2 separate regions of the Mus musculus genome follow, and region 1 is linked to region 2. The links are chromatin loops, found by intact Hi-C in ENCODE. Cell type or tissue: heart. All regions are shown on one strand. Links, peaks and the distances in the headings refer to the core of each region. The heading gives the core; the rest is flanking DNA.

What was found. A loop is a pair of places that touch in the nucleus more often than their neighbours do. Peaks named below come from ENCODE experiments on the same cell type or tissue, not always from the same donor. Only the 100,000 strongest peaks of a DNase experiment are listed, where the experiment ranks them.
Region 1: it touches region 2 in a loop (2.1-fold over the local background); 9 of 42 quality-filtered maps call a loop at or near these places.

Annotation. Positions count from the first base shown.
Region 1 is chr6:71,923,958-71,931,957 of GRCm38, reverse strand. Polr1a (polymerase (RNA) I polypeptide A) reads right to left here. Exons shown (of 34, transcript NM_009088.3): 7 at 7,261-7,368; 8 at 5,569-5,674; 9 at 5,147-5,309; 10 at 2,479-2,649; 11 at 2,171-2,293; 12 at 134-364. Among named protein-coding and RNA genes, the nearest start is that of Polr1a, 19 kb to the right of the region's middle. In heart, for the core only: a CTCF peak has its summit at 3,829 (motif pointing left); a DNase peak (open chromatin) is centred at 1,737.
Region 2 is chr6:72,253,822-72,267,153 of GRCm38, reverse strand. Gm30782 (a long non-coding RNA gene) reads left to right here and starts at 12,226. Exons shown (of 3, transcript XR_377760.3): 1 at 12,226-12,631. In heart, for the core only: no CTCF peak of the experiment used is centred there; DNase peaks (open chromatin) are centred at 5,783 and 7,473; H3K4me3 peaks cover 605 bases; H3K27ac peaks cover 2,851 bases.

The sequences.
Region 1 (8,000 bases), core at 1-8,000, 330 kb after region 2:
TTCTCTCTCTCCTTAGTTCCAGTGAAGCTGCTTCTGATCTGAGAACCATCCTCTGATTAGCCCTGCTCAGAGGCAGCAAGTTGGAACCAGACAGGAACTAGGAAGTTATGAACAAACCCATGTTCTTACTTACAACTTTTGTCCCCTGAGGCTTCGGAGCCCCTGTGGCTGGTGTCAGGAGCTGTTTGGCCACAGCTTCCCGCTGCGCAGCATCCACTGAGCTCAGGGCTGTGCGACTGCCATCCTCGTTGATGACCATGGAGGCTCCTGGGTGCACATTGGGTCCATTGATGACTGCCTGTCTCAGTTCCTGCACGTTCCAGGGGGTAACTGGCTGAGGGTAAGTCAGTTTTGTGGCAAATACCTAGAAAGAAGGATGGCATGTTAAAATTCAGAATGGGCAGACAAAGGTTACAGGAATACAAAAGCTAACAAAATGAGCTGCCTGGTTTCTTCCCAAACTGTGGAGAGCTGTCTTGCTTAGCCAAGGCCTTTCTACAGGCAGAGCAACATGTCTCCTTTGCTGAACTATTTTGCTAGGCTTGCTCTCTTAAGGGAACAGACAGGGCAACTTACAGATTAGTTCTCTTAAATGTACACCCACCAAAACGTCACCCTTTCCTGTCCGCCAATAAAGTCTGTGTTGCCAAAGGGGTAGTACGGGGCACTTGCTTGAAAGCGACCACACCCCTCCCCATCCCAGCAGGTGTCACTAACTGCTTAGTGACCTCCACTGAGCCCAGGCATGGCATCAGAGAGTGGCGCTGAAGAGGAAATGGATTTGCAATTCTGACCCCTGAGAACGTGAAGTGTTCTTCTGTCAACACTAGGCCTGAAACTTGCTCTAAAGCAAGTGAGTTCTCTCCAGCGAAGTAAGTTTCCGAGTCACAGATGTTCACTTACTTGCTCCTTCAACACACACACAGACTCCAGAGCCCAGGATGTGAAAGCTCCAGGTCTGTATGTGGGAGCAGTGTAGAGCCCCGCCTCCTTCACTTCGAGCTAATGGGCTTGTTTACTGTTTGCCCATCACTCGGCCCACAGCTTTAGGAGGCAGTGCTCCGGTGTGTGGAACCCTGCCAGGTTAGCTTAGTCTCATTTTCTCTCACCTTCTTGTTCCCATAACCCCTCTGGTGCACTGTGGGGGAGGGGAGCAGGGTTAGCACTGTTCTTCCTGGTCACCCTGTATTAACCTCAGGCCTACATGGCTCTGAGATTTTGGGTTAAGGTGGGGGTCAATAAGGTGGAGAGCATTAGAGTCTCTCCTCAGGATACAAGCTATTAGCAAATAAACCCAGATCTTAAAAAGAAAAGATCAGAATGCTATGGAGGTACAAGGCAAAGCTGGGGACACTCCAGGCACTGAGGTCAGAGCCTGGATGGCTTCTACCTTCTGCCTACCAGGCCTTTCCTCCCAGAGATTCAAACTTAAGGATATTATGACTGGCTTTCCTTGGTATATATTTCAGCTTTTGGATGCGAAGACCTCTGGTTCCCGGGAGGCAATGAACCCAGGAACTGTGCTCTCTGCCTGTTCTTGACACATCAGGCCCAGGAAGCCAAACTGTGCCCAAGACTCAGAACACTTTAGCTCTGCTTATTACCAGCTGCCCCAAGAGAGGCAGGGTGGCGTGTAAGGAAATGAAACTCTGCACAGAGGGAATTAAACCGTCCTCGAATTATTGACCTCGAGGCCCATTAAGGAGGAAGTCGGCTAGAGAGTGCTGCTAATGAGCACCAAGGCTTTAACTGGCGGGGAAGTGAGAAAAGGAAGCTGGCTCGCCAAGGAGCGCTAATGGGTGACCAGGCAAGCCACTCACCCCTGGAACTGGGAGAGACAGATGATACACACTCGCTGTCCTTCTGAGGGCTCTCTCCCATCTCCACTGCCAGACACTCAAGTCGGACTGACATCCCTGCCCTCCTCTTCTCCCGTCATGGACTCAGTTGGACAAGAAAGGTTTAAAGACTAGGTTAAGGTGCTCTGGGGCAAAAGTCTTCTAGGATGGCAAAACCATTTTGTACCTCAAGTTCCTTCCACATGTGAAGCAGTGGAAGCTGTCCCCATTGGAGCCATGTTGATCTACCATCAACTCTGTCCCCAGCCCTTGATGGCACACCTATCTCCCAGCCACCAGTAGCAAAATGAGGCCTGCCCACAAACACGTACCATGGGGATTCCGATCTCATTGGTGTTGATGTACATGTCTGGGCAGATGACCGAGCGGGCTGCGTAGTCAACTCGCTTTCCCATCATGTGCTTCCGGAACAGGCCTTCCTTCTTCTCTAGGATCTACACAGAGCAAAAAAGTGCCAGAATATTAAATAGTTCAGTCATGTCTACTGTCTTCTTGCTTCTGAAACAGTGAGTATAATGTGCACTTATTTCTACACATGCAGACGCGAGCCGGGGATGCAGACCAGTTGTTAGCTGCTGACCCTCACCAACATGTGATCGGAATCCAATTCACTGCTCACCTGTCTTATGCCAGGGTACTTTTCCAACATCAATTTGTCCATCTCACTGTCAAACACAATATTGACGTGGCTCTGAAGGCGAATCCAAATGTTGTAAAGTTTATCTGTGAGAGACGGGCCTGGAAGCAAACCCAGGAAGGATCGGTCGATAGCCACTGAGGAGTCATTTTCCTGGGAAGATAAAGGCAGGAAAATAGGAGTGATTGAAAAAACACTTGGTTACTCAACCTAGCCCTTAATGAGAAACAAAAAGGGGAGCAGGAAGGGGGCTGGAGAGATGGTTCAGAGGTTAACAGCACTGACTGCTCTTCCAGAGGTCCTGAGTTCAAATCCCAGCAATCACATGGTGACTCATCTGTAATGGGATCCAATGCCCTCTTATGGTGTGACTGGAGACAGCTACACCATATTCATATAAATTAAATCTTTATATTAAAAAAAGAAAAGAAGCCCTGGAAGCTGACAGATGGTACTGTACTTGTTAGTGTGTATCAGTAGTACACATCAGCTCCAGCCCCTCTATGAATGTATCAGCTTGTCTCTTTTAGTTATAAAATGAACTCAAAATTCATCAGCACAGCAGCATTGCATATATCTATAATTATCAGCCACTTGAGAAGTAGAGGTAGGAGAGCAAAATCTGGTCTCAAAATCAAAACTACACTAAGATTTAAAAAATAACGTAAGCAGGTTCTATCTTAAGCTTCTTAATGTCTAGTCCACCCAAACCAAGGGGGTCTTAGCAGCCCTTCCCGTGGGCACTCTGTTGCTGAGGGTCCCACCAGACAACAGTTTCATATGGAACTGCTACTTCAGTTACAGGGTTAGGAAAACATTAGTGAATTCATAAAAGTGCGGTGGAGGGCTTGCCTAGCTTGCTGGAAGCCCTGGCTCCATCTCCAGCAGCACAGAAACTGGCAGCGATGGGGCACACAGTAAGCCCAGCACTTGGAAGGTGGCAGCAGGGCATCAGAAGTTTAAGGGCAGCCCTGGCTATATGGTAACTTAAAGGCCAGCATGGGCTACATACATGAGACCCTGTCTCCAAATAATAATAATAATAATAATAATAATAATAATAATAACAATAACAATAATAATAATAACAGCCACCACCACCAAATAACATTACTATTATTTTAATGCAGGTAGAATAATTTCTTAAGAAAAATGTTTGCCATATAATACTGTATGTCACCAGTTATAATGTGAGTCCCCAAGTGGGTTAGACTAAGCTAACTGGCTCATCCTCAAGCTTAAATATTTATCTAATCATGTAAAAATATTTCTATCCCTAATCCTGACTCTTCTTCTTACCTACCCAGGGAAGAGAAACACAGAGGTCCTTAGAGCACCACCTACTGGCCCCATCTGGCTACAAACAGTGTGTGAAGGCAGATGACAATGCCACAGTGATAATCTGGGTTTGTCCCCATTACCAGGGAATAAAGGAGTCATCTTGGAGGGTACATATAGTTCTGCAGACAACATTACAGTCCTTTCACCACCTGCATGATGGCAGAGGCCTGTCTAGTCAAACTCACTGCTTATAGTCACATGATTGCTGTTGAAATGAACAAGACCTTGTCCCCTGGCTTCTGGTATGTCCCTAGTCCCTAGGGGACAGCTCCTGAGAGATCAGTGCCATGGGAATACAATGATGAACACAAATAGGAAAAAAACAAGAATATGTCTAATTAATTAAAGGGAAATTAGCCGAGGGATCAAGACAGTATTGTTTGTTTTTTTTTTTTCCCCCTAGAGATAGAGCCCTGTTACTATTGACAAAAGCTAGTCTCTACTCTTAAGGGTCACTAAAATAAAATTCTCATTCCTACTCATTGGATTTGATTATCCTATGGTCTTCAGTCTTCCACACTGGACCAGGACCTGCAGATGGCAACTCTTTCTTATGCTGTTAAAAGCACATCCACACTGACTCATCAGTAAAGTTCAGTAGAACCAGACAAAGGGTCAAGAAGTCATCCAAAGCTATGTGCCCAGGAGACAATGGTGTCACCCTGGGACAACCCTGGCTTATAGCAGCACTGTCTGAGCAAATGACATGGAATATGAGAGGTCTGTCTCTCCAAAGCTAGAAAAAGCCATTCTATTTACATCCTGACCACAGTTCAGGGATGGAGTGACCTTGGCAAGTCACTTTGAATACCCAATTTAGCTTTAATTTACAGAGTTTGATGTAAGACCTGGAAAGGGCTAGGTAACTGTCAGTGGGGATGGTCTTATTCTAGAAAATCCCATTCTACATCGTCTTCCTGGCTCCATTGCTAAAGACCTTTCTGAGCCAACACACACATCCTTAGAGCCGGAGGGAAGATGACTACTGAGACCTCCAAGAACAGCCTGGGTGTGAAACCTCACCATAAATGTCATACACTGTATAGTGAAGATGCGTCCAAGAAATCAAAGTGACTAAAACCACTGGCATGATCTTTGGATATTGAACCCAAACAATACCTACATTTATCTATAATCAGGCCTGCACTTGTCCTAACAAGTCACACTGCCAACCAGGGGTGCTGCCCACTGCAGGTAGCATCTTGCAGCAGCCACAACATCTGTGTCCACACAGTTAGAACCAAGTGTGTAGTTCTTACCAAACCTGTCCTTAACCAAGACATTGTATCAACACCGAGGCAGCTCTGACCTTGTCTATGGTGAGTTCTGTCATCTCACAGGGCAGTTTCTGTTCTTGGGCCATCAACGCCAGAAGTTTCCGGATCAAAACTGCATCCTTCATGACAGCTTGCAAGTTTACTGTCTGGCCATTAGTGAACATCTGGTCACCCAGGCGATTGACGGGACGGTACCTACAGGGTGGCATACAGGCTTCATGAATGTTTTTCAGCCTCCTAACTATTTACTGAAAGAAGCACAGCTCAGTCCACTAGAAACAACCACCTATGTCTAGGACAACCAAATGACAGAGAATGCTCAGGCCACTACCTGCAACCTTGGTTTGACAGCTGTTTGATTTCTCAGTGGCCCAACCCTTCCAGGCCCTCCTACGTGACCCTGCTCAATTCCTCAGCCCACCCTTTTCATGCAGAGTAAGTTAAAAGGAGTTACCTGGATGGCGGTACGACTATGAAGTCTAGAAAGAACATACTGGGGTTGAAACTGGACTCTGGGCCAATATCATCCAATCCCGAAAAAAGATAATTCAGAAAGAATCCTGTGTTGAAATAAAGTAACCAACAAGACCATTTAAGCCATTTATGCATAAAAACATAAAAATGTTACTAAGAAAAAAAAAACAAATCAAAACAGGATATGGGATGCTATGCAGAATAAGAAAATACTTCTTATAAAAACAAACAAAGTCAGCCTGGGCATAGGACAGCTTGTATGCAGTAAGATAAGATGAAGATGCTGAGGGCCAACGGTACTTCAGTAAGGAAATGAGCTATGAAGAAACAGGAAGCTTAAGTCACCCTCCCTCCTAGGTGTGGAATCTTACATACATAACAAAATGTTTGCAAGCAGGGGCGTGGTGGCACAGCCTGTAATCCCAGCAGAGGCAGAGGCAGGCGGATTTCTGAGTTCAAGGCCAGACTGGTCTATAAACTGAGTTCCAGGACAGCCAGGGCTACACAGAGAAACCCTGTCTCGAAAAACAAAAAACAAACAAAAAAAATGTTTGCTATTTTGGACTCTGAACAAAATTAATCAAAATAAAAAAAAAAAATCAAGTCAAATAAAGTTTAGTCTCTTAAAAACAAAAGATAATGGAACATCCTTTCTCTATAGGTATGTGAAGAGGGCTCTTCTGCAAACTGGATCAGAGACGTAAGTAAGCTGACCTAAAACTGCTTGGAGAAAATGAACCAAGCCTGAGTAAAGCCTGCCACAGAAAGCACTTAACGAATGCGGTACTTTTCCACTCTTGTAATCCTGGCGATACCATGGTTGTCTATGAGCTTCCTGTGCAGAGACCAATCAGTGCCCAGAGCACTTCCTGTGCAGAGACCAATCAGTGCCCAGAACACTTCCTGTGCAGAGACCAATCAGTGCCCAGAACACTTCCTGTGCAGAGACCAATCAGTGCCCAGAACACTTCCTGTGCAGAGACCAATCAGTGCCCAGAACACTTCCTGTGCAGAGACCAATCAGTGCCCAGAGCACTTCCTTTGCAGAGACCATCGTTAGTGCCCTGACACCATCTTGGAAGATGGCTGAGGACTTCGAGGTCTCTGCACTGGCCATCTTATGTATTCAGAAAGGGGAAGATTTCCCTTTTTGCAGGGAACTGAAACATACAAAAGTTCACTCTGATTCACAGAAGGAATCTGCATAGAATGAATGTTTACAAGATCTTTTTTTTGGGGGGGGGGGTTTCAAGATGGTCTCACTAAGTAGCTTTGGCTTTCTTGGAACTCACTATATAGACCATGCCTTGAACTCAAGAGATCCACCTACCTCTGCCTCCCAAGTGCTGAGACTAAAGGTGTGTGCCACCTGCCCAGCTAAAACATCCCTTTTAGTGGACATCTGAAAAAGATGAGTGACAATAAGCCTTCCAGAATGCAGTAGTGCAGCAGTGACTGGGCTCGGCTGCACCAAGTTCTTGGTAGGGGGTGTGACCTACCTTGCTTCTTAATGGCTCTAAGTCAATGTGCCCTGAAGCTTGCCCCAGACCAGTGGAGAAATTACAGGTGGGAGCTACATTAATTAGAACTTCAGTTAAGGTAGTAAGAGGGTGGACTAATAAAATGATCCAGGAAATCAAATCCACAGACAGACAGACAATTTCTCTAGTACCTTCATTCTTCCAAATGGCGAAAAGGTGTTCTTGGGCGCTGCTTGGGGTCAGGTACCCTCGTTTCCCCATCTGAGCCTTGTCAATTCCTGGAGCTTCCGGCACTCCTTCTGTAGTGAGATAGACCCATATTCCCCCCATTCTTTCAACAACCGTAAACATCATTCTACAGAGAAGCAGCTCCTCAGCCCGGATCTCCACCCACACTCTGATTTCGGGAGTAACGAACACAAGACACTATTATATAAAACCAGAGTGGAAGAATACACCAGGGCATTCCCACTCGCTCATATTACTAACATAACTATTTTCACTTTTAAACTTTCTTTTCTAGTGCTTTGGTTCATGTAAATACCGTACATGACATTGAGACTGTGCCAGGTTGGTGGCACAGGCCTGTCACCCCAGGACTTAGGAGGACGAGGCGGAGGATCATTAGTTCTAGGACAATGTGGGCTACAGTGAGGTATTACTTCAAAAAACCCGAAAATCTTGCATGGATTTATTTTCATCAAAATTCTGTTCATTTGGTGCTATAAGAGGGACACATAGACAATTGCTATATAGCTTTCATCTAAACACTTTTTTGCTTGTTACTGAGACAACCTTAAGTAGCCCAGGTTAGCCTTGAAGTCCTGATCCTCCTGTCTCCACCTCTCAAGTGCTGGGCTTAGTCTATGCAACCATGCCCAGCTCCAATCATCATTTCTATGGCTGCACGATACTCTACTGAGGAGATTTC
Region 2 (13,332 bases), core at 3,215-11,214:
GCTTCTAGTTTTTCTTTTTTCTTTTCCTCCACCAGGATTAGCAAAACAAAAACCCATCCAAGCCAGAAACCCTTAAATCAGACAAACAGGCAGGGATTTTCTGAAGTGCTGGGTTGGCTTCTTTGCCACTTCTGTTTGATGTCTGTCAGTCCATCTATGCAGAAGGATGGAGCAGATCTTCTTTGATGAGGAGGAATGAACATACACCAGAGCCAATGGTAAGTAAAGGACCAGTATCAAAGACCTTTCCCTCGGCGTCAACCACTTTGTGCAAGCACACAAGCGTGTGTGAATGTGGAGGCCTGATGCCTCTTGTGTGAGTCCTTGAGGAACTCCGCTCTGACAGGGTCTCTCACCCAGACCTGGGGCTTGCTAGCTGCTCCCTGGCTGGCCAGTGAGCTCCAGAAATGTGCTTGTCTCTATCCCCTAGCCCTGGGATTACAAGCGTGTTCCATCTTGTCCATCTTTTTATATGGGTTAGATTCAAAGCCAGGTGCTTATGCACATCTTCACACTCTGCCCACCTCACTCGTTTGACCTGTGAGTGACAGGCAGCACAGCTGTCCTCACGCTGGCCGTGGAAGTGATGCTGGAAGTGATGCTGGAAGTGATGCTGGAAAGCTTGCTGCAGTCAGTGTGACCACTGAGGATTATCCAGAGTATTAAGCAACAAGGCAAATATATTTTGGTGGGAAAGTGTGGGAAATTTTTAGAAAGCAAACTGTTATTGAGCCAGGTGCATGCTAGGACTTAGGAGGCGGAAGCAGGAGTTTCGGGGGGTTTAAGATCTTCCTCACAGAAGTCCTTAGGAAGTGTCACCAGCAAGCCTTGCAACATCATTGGCTGCACTGTCATTGGGCCACAGTGAATTTGCAGCAGGTCTTAATTAGAAGGCGGGTGCTTACTACAGCTCACCTCTAGCTCTGGTGGGAGCGGGATGCTTCATCAGGGGTGAACGGAGTTCTTACCAAGTCCGCTCTCCCAGAGGGCACTGCAGGGACTTCACCAGCACAGTGATGAGACCATTCAACTACATACCAAACTAGAAGACTGGGGATGGAGCACAAGCCTTACCTCCACACCAGATAGAAACCAGCCTGGTCTACACAGCAGACTCTAGGCTGGCTTGGGTATGTAGTAAGATCTGTTGCGGGAGGGGGTAGTGCTGGGCTACATTCCCTGGGACCTGTCTCTTCTATATCTGGGTAGAGTGGCTAGCTGAGACAGTGGACATCACGAATATAGCTATGGTAAGTGCCTGGCGGCTTCCCTGGGCTGTGCCTTCATCGTCATCCTGGGTTCTGCGGCTGGGCCGCCCTATCCTTCCTGTTTCCTGGCTCTCTTTCTAGGCTTTGTTTCTTGCTTTGGTAGAGCACACCCCCCCAGTAGCTTCTAGAAAAAGGGTGGCCACTAGGTCAATGTTGGGGGAACTTGCTTATCTGAAAATGCCCTTTAATTCTATTTTATTGGCAGTTGGCTGGGCATATGGTCTAGACTGGAGATAATCTTTCTTGCAAAGTGGCTTCATTGTCTCCTTGCTCAGAGTGGCTGCTGGGCAGCCAGACACTGATCTGCAGGGAGTCTATGTCACGTGTTCTCTTCCCTCTGGAGTGTGTTGAATCAAATCATCCCCATCTTCCAGGGTCCTGAAATCTCACGGCACTGCACCTGAGTTACGTGTGTTTTACTCACTTTTTCTGGGTGCACGGAAGCCTTTTCATCTAAAAATGCACAGACTTCAATTTCTGAATCCCATTTTTAACTGTTTTTATTGGTTTCTTCCTCCCCCCCTTATATCCTAGAATGAAAAATGATTGACTTGGGTGTTGGCCTTCCTGGATTCTGTCTGTTTTCATTCCTCCTCCTCCTTCTCCTCCTCCTCCTCCTCCTCCTTTCCTGTTTTCATTGTTCCTATTATCAACATTATTATTGTTTAGCTTAAAAATTTAGGTCTCTGTGTATTATACATGCATGTGCACATATGTGTACCACTGCATGTACATTACTGTGTAGAAACTAGAGGATGCCATGTTCTGTTACTCTCTGCCTTATTCCTGCAAGATGCAGTCTTTCACTGAACCTGGAGCTAAAACAGCAGCCAGCAAAACGTAGTACACCTCTACATTACACATAAACCATTGTCTACACAGCAATCCTCCTGCCTCTGTCCTCTACCACAGTGGAGATGCAGACCCACATGGTCATGCCCAGTTGTTTTTGTGTGGGTGTTGAGGATTTGAACTTAGGTCTTCATGCTTACACAGCAAGATCTTTTACCCACTGAGCCATCTCCCTAGTCCATCATTTTGTTTTTCTGAGGCCAGGTCTCACAGTGTAGCTCAAACTGTCTGAAAACTGTGATCCTCCCACTTCTGTATTCTGAGTGCTGGGGTTACAGGTGTGTGTTGCAATTCCCTGCACCCCCCACCCCTCCACAAGTCAACAGAAAGGATGCTATATGGAAGAAAGACAGAAACCAATGGGAGTGGGGCCCATGGGCGGGGACTGAAAGGGCAGATGTGAGTCAAGTTCAACATGTGTATATGAAAATGTCACCACGGAACTCATTGCTTTGTATGCTAGCTGGGATTGCTGGTTTTAAATGTTTAAACTGTTATAATTTAGAATCACTTGAGCAGGAAGCCTTGGAGGGATTGTTTTGATTGCCTTAATTGATGCTGGGTGACCACCCCCAAGTGTGGGCCCCATCTTCTGGAAGCAGCCAGATAAGAAGAGGGAAAAGGAGGAGGAGGAGGAGGAGGAGAAGGAGAAGGAGAAGGAGAAGGAGAAGGAGAAGGAGAAGGAGAAGGAGAAGGAGAAGGAGAAGGAGAAGGAGAAGGAGAAGGAGAAGGAGAAGGAGAAGGAGAAGGAGAAGGAGTAGTAGTGTTTTTATCTTTTGGTTCCCGGCTTCCCTCTTGCTGCCAAGTTGATTTCCCCATCCAGGCTGCTGCTGTCTCTGTCAGTGATTCCAAAACCAGTATTCCCAGGCTTCCAACACAGTGTGAAGCCCAGGAACCATGGAGACACCCAGCTTCAAGGACAGAATGACAACTGTGTTCTCAGCCTCTCTGGGGAACGCTGGCTAATGCACTAACTGACAAAATAATAAGAATCAATAAATACAAGGATTTGAATCACAGCAATATTTAGAAATGCCGAGAGAGTGAAACTCAAAGGACAACCGATGTTACATGCAATAGAATGGTTTTGGTAGGTAGCCTAAAGAGACACAGTGTGACCTCAGTGCTTAAAATAACTAGGTATAAAGCCAGGCATGGTGATGCATGCCTGTAACTCAGCACGTGGGGGAGGGGTGGAGGTAGGATAGGAACTCAACTAGAGACCCTGTATCAAAAACAAAACAAACAAAAACAAACAAAAAAGGGCTAAAGAGACTCTATTGGCAAACTGCTTGCCTTCTAGGTGTGAGGATCTAAGTTTGATTCCTAGTATACACACACATGGTTAAATATGTATTAAATTATATGCTTAAATATGTTAATTAAATACACTTTATATTAATATATTAAATATGTGCATTTAGAGCCAGGCATAATGGCACATAACTGTAATTCCAAAACTGGGAAGGCAGAGACAGGAGGATTCCTGGAGCTTGGAAGCCAGCTGATCTTTCACAATTGAACTCCAGATTCTGTGAGAGACTCTGTCTCAAGAAAAAAAAATGTGGAGAATGATTGAGGGAGACATCTAACATCAACCTACGGCCTACACACACACACACACACACACACACACACACACACACACACACACACATGCGGGCACACATGTACAGGCATACACAGACAGACATGTACACACACATATCATATTCACCTTCAAACAAAACAAACTAGATGTATGTTTAGAGAAAACAGGAAAGAAACCCATCAAACAACCCTTGGTGCTTGTCTCAGGGTGCTGGGTGTCTTGTCTGAGCATGCTCTCTGGGGAGGCTGAGATGTGCTCTTCATGCTAAGGGCCGGGAGCTGCTCACGGGCACCTACCAGGTGAATGGTTATATTATGAATGGGTTTGGCCCTCTCTAGACTTTCTGTACATTCTAAAATTTCTATAGCAAATGTATACTTTTATAATCACAAGCAAAAATGTTTAATAAAGAAAACTTGAGAAAAAGAAGGGACACACTACAGAAGTGGGGCCTGCCCTGAATGGACCCCACTCTCCTCCAGGTAGTGAGGGCAGCGACGAGTGATGTGAGCCAACTTCTTCCTCCTAACACTATGCCATCCCAAGTCAGCCAAGGTTTGGGTTTTCAGACCACCCAAGGACCAAAGTCCTGGCACCTGGCCCACCAAGAACTGGTATGGGGAGGTCCTGGGCATTGTGTGTGTGTTCCACTCTGTCTCTGAGCTAGGTACACACCTGCCATCAGATGTTGCTTATGTAGATTTTCAGGGAACTATGGCGCTCCTAATTATACCCTGGAGTGATTCACTGTCAACATGGAGAGGCAGGGGTGAACTGGGGAGTCATGTGGGAAGGGAATGCTTGTGACTTACCGTCACTGCCACCAAGAGATGGTGGCTGTGCACTGGGGAAGGATGCAATTCTGCACCAGCTTCCCCCCTAGTCCCACTGCTCCCCATTATACGTTTTTATGTGATTATAAAAGTGATTATGCCTGTAAGAGGAGCTAGCCCCTCCCTCTCAGTGATTATGTTTAATATAGAAGTTTTAGAGTGTACAGAGAAATCTTAATTTTTTAAATTCGCATTTATTTCTTTATTATGTTGAGAGGTTGAGTGTGCACATGAGTAGAGCTCAGAGGACGACCCACAGGAGCCAGTTCTCTTCCTTCTTCCAAGTGGGTGCCAGGGGGTCCAACACAGGTCGTCAGGTTTGATGGCGAGTGCTTTTACCCAGGAAGCCAGCTCACTTGTGCCCTACACAGGAAAGCCTCTAGAAGCATGTCGCACTTACCCATAATACTTTTCACCCCTTCACCCAGCACCACTGAGCAGCCTCCAGGTCCTACGTACAGAACAGAGACAGGATACCCCATCTCGGCTCTGCAGACATCAGGCACTGGGGCTGGGGATGCAGTGCAGTGGTGGTGTAAGTGTCTGGCATGCACGGGTTTGGGTTGAAGTTCTAGTACTGCAGGGAAAGAGTGAGATTTCGTGCGGGCAGAGGCACCCTAATGACAGAGGGGGATGAAACATGGGCATCTCTGAGGATGTCTTTGTTTTCATTGTAGCAATGGGGGCTGGGGAAGCAGCTTAGTTGGTTGTTTGTCTAACATAAATGAGGTCCTGGGTTTGATCCCCAGCACTGCGTAGTAAACAGGGCGCAATGGTGCATGGCCATAATCCCAGCACTCCGGAGATGGAGGCGTTAAGGGTCAAAAGGTCAAGGGCATCCCTGGCTTCACAGTGAGTTTGAGGCCAGCCTAGCCTACAACTGCCTAGCAATAGCTAGCATCTGAATATTTAGGATTTATTAAACAGCTTCCATGCATAGTCTCCTTTAATCTACACAGCAACCATAGGAGTAGTAGCCATCTTTATTTTGCCGATGAGAAAACGGATGCTTAGGAAGATGAAGGAGGTCACTGAATATCATCCTGAGTCACACTGCCAAAAAAAAAAAAAAAAAAAAAAAAAAGGAAGGCCCTGAATGGCCTTCTCTGCTTTCCCTAGTCCCCTATTGGAACCCGGAGGCTTGCTGCAGCCTCAGCTCAGCTACTAGGAGACCAGCAGCCACTAGGCGGCAGCAGAGGTCTGCGTTGCAGGGCTGCTCTGTCTCCAGCTGACTGCGGGCTCTGGTTGGCTGCGTTGGGTCAAAGCCTGAGCCTCTCTGATGTCCAAGAATAGCAAGGGGCTGTAATTCACGTGGGTGGATGCCTTCCCAGGTTTCGAAAGCCCCTCGCGTCATCTCTGTCATTTCATAATCTCGCTCACAGGGTACTTTTTCCGTCTGCTTCAAACAGGTTTGGCGTGGGCCAGACCCGCAAGCTTCCCTGAGATGGTATGTTAGATGCTGACTGGGGCCTGGAGCCACAGAGATCAGTGAAATAAAAAGAAGACCTATGGCTCGCCCTTGGGGGAGACAGATACCTAAACCAACAGCCAAGGTACAGTGTTAGAAAGTCCAACGACAGACTGTTGAGATTTCATGACCGCACAACGTTGGGGAAAGAAGAGTGGGATTATGAGCTACAGGCTGGCTCCGAAGTGCCCCCAGGTCCCGTGTCTATTTGTGGATGTCCTTGTTATACTTGATCTGAGTACCAAAGTTGAGCTTCAATGGGTGTTCTCTTTAAAATGGGCCATGGCAGAGAAAGAGGCCCATGCTAAAAGCTGTTGGGTAAGGAGCCCCAGGTTGAAGAGCAGCAGGTAGCACGAGTGGGTGAAGCATCTAGAGATGGGGCTGGGGATATGACTTAGTGGTAGAGTGTTGCCTGCCTGCGTGGCTGAAGCCCTGGGTTTGTTCTTTAGCACCCCATAAACTAGGCATGGTGATGCTCACTTGCAATCCCAGCATGCAAGAGGATCAACAGAAGAGTTCAAGGCTATCCTCAGCTATGTCGATAGATAAGGAGGGTACATAAGCTACACGAGACCCTGTCTAAAATGGAACAAAACAACAAACAAGGGCCAGGAACACAGGGATAGGTAAAGGGATTTCCAGGCAAGCTTAAAGACTGAACTTTGAATTCTCAACACATGTTTAAATACTGCTGGGCATGGTGGCCTTCCTGTAACTGCAAGGCTCAGGAGATGGACACAGAGGATTCCTGGGGTAACCTGGCTAGCTGAACCGGCAAGTTCTGGGGTCAGGTGAGACCCTGACTCAGTATAAAAGGTAGGAAGTGATTGTGAAAGACAACTCAACGTCAACGACATACATACACACAAGCTTTACACACACACACACACACACACACACACACACACACACACACAAATCTGGGACAGCTGCGGCAGGCATCCAGCAGGAGATGCAAGACAAGGCAGTGGTGAGGATTACACATCCAGTGTCCAGGTCAGCCTTGCTTGCATTCTTTGCTGCAGAGCCGATCCAGTCCTTCTCCAGCAAGGATATCAGAAGTGTGCCCCTGCCTGGGTCCTTTCCCCAGCCCAGGGACTGAGGCTCTGACACTTTCCCCAGCCAGGACTGCCCTAGCTGGATTCCTGGTCTCCTCTCAATTCCCTATTCTATCTCCCCACATGAAGTCTGGAACAGCCTTGGCTAGATGAGGCAACTCCTCCACACCTGCCCTCCTCGGTCTTGGCTGAAACCCCGTGTGGTCTGTGAAGCTCTGGGCATGCCCAGGACTGGCCCAGAAGGGGACAGAGTGTGGGGATGGAGGCATCACTGGAGATGCTGCCATGTCTCCGCCTGCTCACTGTAGCCCAGCAACCTTTGGGACTGCCCACTTCTCGGGCATCATTAACAGGTGTGCCCCAGAACCAGACGGTTGCCAGTGTCACATGTGTGGGTCACCTCTGCTATGCCAATAGTTAATTTTAGCACCAGCCACTTCTCTTTGGGCATGCTAGTCCAAGAGGGTGATGTTAGGCGTCTACCCTCAAAGTTCATCCTGAGGCAACCAAGCGCAAGGGAGAGAGGCGGGGCTGGCCCTGGGCTCACGTGCTACAGCCACACCTCAAGCAGAGCACTTTACAAACCTTTTAGTTTTTTCCTTTTCTTCCTCTTTTCCATCCTCTTTCCCCCCTTTTTCATCCCCCTACCTCTTAATAAATATTTTTATTTTATTTTTAATTGTGTTTGTGTTCGGGTGTGTATGTAGGTATATGCACATGAAATGTAGATACCTGCAGAGAGCAGAGGTATTGGTCAGACACACTGGAGCTGAACTTATAGGCTGTGTGAGGAGTCTAACATGAATTCTGAAGTCAGACTCAGGTTCTCTTGGGGGAAGAGTTACACACTCTTAACTGCTGAGCCAGCTCTCCAGTCCACCCTTTACCCCTAACCCCCACTTTTTTGTGGGGCTCGGTGGTGTGGGAGGGTGAGACAAGAGTCTCACTCTGCAGTCTTGGCCAACCTGGAACTCACTACATAGTCCAGGCTGGCCTCCAATTCTTACAGATCTGCCTGCCTCTACCTCCCCAGTACTGAGACTAAAGGTGTAGTCTCACCACCACACCCAGCTCACATCCCTTGTGTTCCTGGGGTCTGGAGAGCATCTCACAGATTAACAGCACACACTTGCTGCTTTTGCAAAGGACCAGGTTTGATTTCCAGCTCCCACAAGGTTGCTCAAAGCCTCTGGGCTCCAGGTCCACACAGGATGCTTATATATACTTGCAAGCAAACCATTGGTGCATGAAAATTAAAAATAAATAATTTTTAAAAAGCCAATCTTCACTGGGCGTGGTGGCACACACCTTTAATCCCAGCACTCGGGACGCAGAGGCAGGCAGATTTCTGAGTTCGAGGCCAGCCTGGTGTACAAAGTGAGTTCCAGGACAGCTAGGGAAACAGAGAAACCCTGTCTCGAAAAATCAAAAAAACAAGAAAACAAACAAACAAAAAAGTCAATCTTCATTTGGAATTCTGCTTTTTAGCGTGTCCTTGCAAGTTTTAGCAAACAAACAAACAAACAAACAAACACAAAAACCAAAACCAAAACCAAAACCAGCAAAAACCCAAGCCTACTATCTTAAATGACTTTCAGTTCCATTTAAAATACGTTAGATCACTGTTTTATTTTCACACTTTGGAGACGGTGTCAATTGCAGGGATTGTGGATGCAGCCTTTTGATGCACTGCTTGGCTAACACGCATGAAGTTCTGGGATAGCTCTCTAGTACTCATAAACCAACCATGCTGGTACACACCTATAGTCTTAGAACTCAGAGGGTAAATGCAAGAGACATAAAAACTTAAGACCATCCTTGGGTATGTAACAGATCTGAGGCTGGCAGGGGCTGGAGAAATGACTCAACAATGAAAGCAATCGCTGTTCTTCCACAGAACCCGAGATCATTTCCCCAAACCTGGAGTGGGCATCTCGTAACTACCAGTAAATCTAGCTCCAGGGCATCTGATGTCATCTTCCATGGGGCCTGTATGTGGGGCACACACATGCATGCATGCAAACACACACACACACACACACACACACACACACACACACACACGGCATCAGCTGCAAGAAGCACCCTGGCTACAATAATATTTAACTGTTCTGGAGAAACAAGAAATGCAAATCAGGGGGCTGGTGAGATGGCTCAGTGGGTAAGGGCACCCGACTGCTCTTCCGAAGGTCCGAAGTTCAAATCCCAGCAACCACATGGTGGCTCACAACCACCCGTAATGAGATCTGATGCCGTCTTCTGGTGTATCTGAAGACAACTACAGTGTACTTACATATAATAAATAAATAAATCTTAAAAAAAAGAAATGCAAATCATTGAAAAACTGCATCATCTCAATGCATTCAGATTTTTTTTTAAATGGTGAAATATGAAAATAAAAGATATGTAACTTAGAAGGAGGAAAATTCTTTTTTTTTAATTTTAAATTATGTGTGTGTGTGTATGACATATGAGTGCACAAGCTCTCAGAGGCCAGAGATGTCATCACCCTGGAGCTTGTGTTATAGGTGGTGGTGAACCTGATGTGGGTGCTGAGAATCAACCTTGGGTCCTCCGGAGAAACACAAAGTTCTCTTAACTGCTGAGCCATCTCTCTAGTCCGACTGAGGAGAACCCTCGTGGGTAATTTTCATCCTCTGAATGCCTTTGGGATAAATAACTGCAGTCCCAGAAAAAGTGTGTGTGACTCTTGGCCTTGGCTTTGTGCTCCCCTCATGCAGGCTGGGGTCCTGCTTGTTAGGAGTTATTTCTGGGTTTTTCCCACCTGAAACCCTTTTCTGGTCGCCTAAAATGTTCAGGGGCTCTGTTCTAGTCGGTGGGAACACTCTAGTGAAACAGGGCCATCTGAGGTACATGTGAAGGTTTGAATACCTGGGGTAAGAACTTGCTCCAGACACGGGGTTGCTGTCACCGCTGTGAGATCAGACGCTTGCTAGTATTTCCTCATGGAAGGAGTCAAAGGTCATCAGACTCTCACCTGAGACCCACTACTCACATCCTCCTGCACCCAACCCCCAGCCCAGCTGCACACGGTGATGCTACGGTATAGAGGAGGGACATAGCGGGATTGGTGATGCGGCTGACTTTGGAATTGTTCATACTGCTGTAAGCAATCTCTCACTGTGCTCCTGTAAGCACAATTAACGCACTGTTTCCCAAGGTTGGAATTTTCTTTTATTCTTTACAACATTTGTTTATATGTGTATGTGCGTGCTTGTCCATGTGTGTGTATATGTGGGAGAAAGGCCTATTTTCATGACACTCTTTCCAGGTCAAAGGACCATTTTCAGGACTCAGGTCGTGTCTTCCACACAGTGGGTTCTGGGGATTGAACTCCGGTCATCAGGCTTGGCAGCAAGCACCTTGATTTACACACTGAGCCACCTCCCTGGCCCAGAACTGCTTCTTTGCTCTCTCACTGATGCCCTATTTGGAGTAATTGGACATGAGTTCATGTCTCCTCAAGAAAAGTTAGGCAACAGAACTCTTTTGTTTTTTAAAGTAATTAATTTATTTTATGTGCACTGGTGTTTTGTTCGCACGTGTGTCTATATGAGGGTGTCAGGTGTTAGAGCTGCCAGTTGTAAGCTGCCATGTCGCTGCTGGGTATTGAACCCAAGTCCTCTGGAAGTACAGCCGGTGCTCAGCTGCGGAGCCACCTCCCCAGTGCCACCAGAACTCTTCAGAACAGCCTCATGGCACACCACACGTGCTCATTCAATCCTTGGCACGGGCTGCTTCACCTTCGCTTACAGGTGATGATTTTACAGAACTCCTCCAGGCCGTTTTTGCCAACACTGGTTTTCTGGAACTGGGCATAATGTGACCCTAGCTCACTGCTGTGCTATATTTTCTTGTTAATCACTTTGTCACCTGTCACCTCTCTCTCTCTCTCTCTCTTTTAAAAACAACCACACATTTTATTGTCACAGATCTTCTCAGGAACCAAAGGATAAAAATGGGTCCCCTTGGTCTTGCTCTCTACCCTGGCTTCCTAGGGACAGAAACTATTCAGATATTTTTGGTTCCACAAGAACAATTTGATTTTTAATACTTTTATATTTCTGCTCTCCCTCTATAACTAAGATCAACTTCAAATGACTCCATGACCTTGTGAGATGTTCTAATGGATGGAAAGTTGTAGAGAGATTATTATAAATAAACATCTTTTAAAAAATATTTATTTTTGAGATGGAATCTCTTGTAGCACAGGCTGATCTTGAATGAGCTATGTAGCCAAGGATGACCTAAAGTTCTGATTCTCCTTCATCTAACTCCCAAGTGTTACCTAGTTTTATGCTTGACTTGGGACCTAAAACCTAAGGATCAATGCTGAGTAGAGCTCTACTAAGGAGCTACATCCCTTGCCAAATAAAGGCCTATTTCAATGCATTCCAACGTCCCAAATGTATCCTCAGCAAGGACAAACACGTCACCAGGGTGATATACTCATACCTGTCTGTAACCCCTAAGGACAGGCCCTGGTGGTCACATGTCTAAAGAGGACAAGCCGTTCCTGGGCTCTGTCTGACCACCTCGGTTGCCCTTGAGCCCCTGCTGGCTGGCGGGGTTGAGAGACAGGTGGCTATGAGGCCATCTGCTAACTCAGCAGTGGGCATGCCATGCCTGTGTGTGGAGCTGCTGGGGGCTTTAATGAATCTGTTCGTGAGGAGAGAGGCAGAGCATGAGGCCAGTGACAGGGAGATCTGAGTTGGCTTCTTGAAGGCTAACTGGAATTTACCAGGTGGACAGAGGACATTCATGATACCGTAAAACTTAAAGACACAGAAGCCATAGTATATAGCAGACAGTGTGGGGAAAGAGAGAAAGACAGAGAGACAGACATGGGGGTAGGGAAGGGAAGCAACTTCTCCCATGCTTCTCTTTCACCCCATAAGTACCACCCCACCCTTCAGTGAACTCCTGCCTTAAGCTTCTTCTATGAGAAAAGTTATCTTTGAATCTGTTCATCCCAAACCGGTCCCAGGCTTGGCTTCCAGAGGGACAGTCACTCGATCCAGCCCAAGACTGGCAAGGGCCACCGCGCAGGGAGCAGCTGTGAGGGTGGTGTTGACTCCAGATGGAAAGCCTTTGGAGAATTCTGAGGTGACATCACAGCACCTGACACTGCACAGGCTGTGCCGTGCTTCCCAGCAGTCGCCTGAAGCCACCCCTCCCCCTCCTTAAGCCAGCCCAGATCAAGGGCCTTGGCTTGCTGAGGTGGGGGCTGGGTGGGAATAGTATCTACAATCAAGGGGTGGTCGCAATAGAGGCCTTCTAGGCACCCAGACTGGCTCTGAGGACAAGCTGGATGTGAACAAGTGTCCTTCATCTGTTCCCAAGGACCGGAGCCCAGCCTGTCATCGATGCTGCTAGCTGGAAGAGAGACTCTGTATGGCTGCTCGGTGTTCTCCAACTCAGCCCAGAGTCTTGTCATCTCTCCTCTCTCAGCCAGGCCTCCGTTTCCAAAGGGCTGCTGCCACTCTGCCATGTGGCTTTCTGCACTTCAACCCCAGGCCTGCTAAGCCCTGTTGAGCCAGGTGAAGAGCTGGGGCCGCCCCAAACCTAGGCCGGAGGATGAAAGGGGAACCCCATCACAGCTGACATGGTCCCCCTGGACTCCAGCCCAGGGCTTGGCTTCAAGGCACCATCTGTCACTGTGAGAGCTGATCAGGGACAGAAGGCTGGCAGAGAGGGGGGGTGGTGGTTAGGAGGGCAAGTCATGGTGGCCTGCACTGTGGTTTGTGGGATGACCCTCTTTGCCTATCTCCTGCCACCTGGGCACCTTGGAACTGAAGGATAATAGCAGTGGTCAGCTTCCAGCTCAGGCTGGTGTCAGCTGCCCAGATATTTAAGAGAGTTCTCTTCTGAGGAAGCCAGAGGACACAGCCAGATGGTCTTCAGCCGAGGGTAGCAGCCAGTTCCAGGCATCTCCACAGTCACCACAGAGCCATAGGCATGGTTGGGCACTGGCATCAGCCACAGGACAGGCTGCCTTGGGTTAGCACTTTGGCTGGCTCTCTGTTCCCTCCCAGGGAAGAGGGCACCGTCAGGGCACATAGCTGAATCTGGTCTGGGACTCCTGTAGGTGGAGACACATCTCTGGCAGGGCAGAGTCCTTGGGACAGGGACATGTGCATACAGGCTGGAGAGCAGAAGGCCTACCTGTGTCCTCAGAAGACCAGTCTTGCCACCTGCCACTTTAGCAAGGGGTCAGGGAGCTGCAGAGTAGACAGAAGTA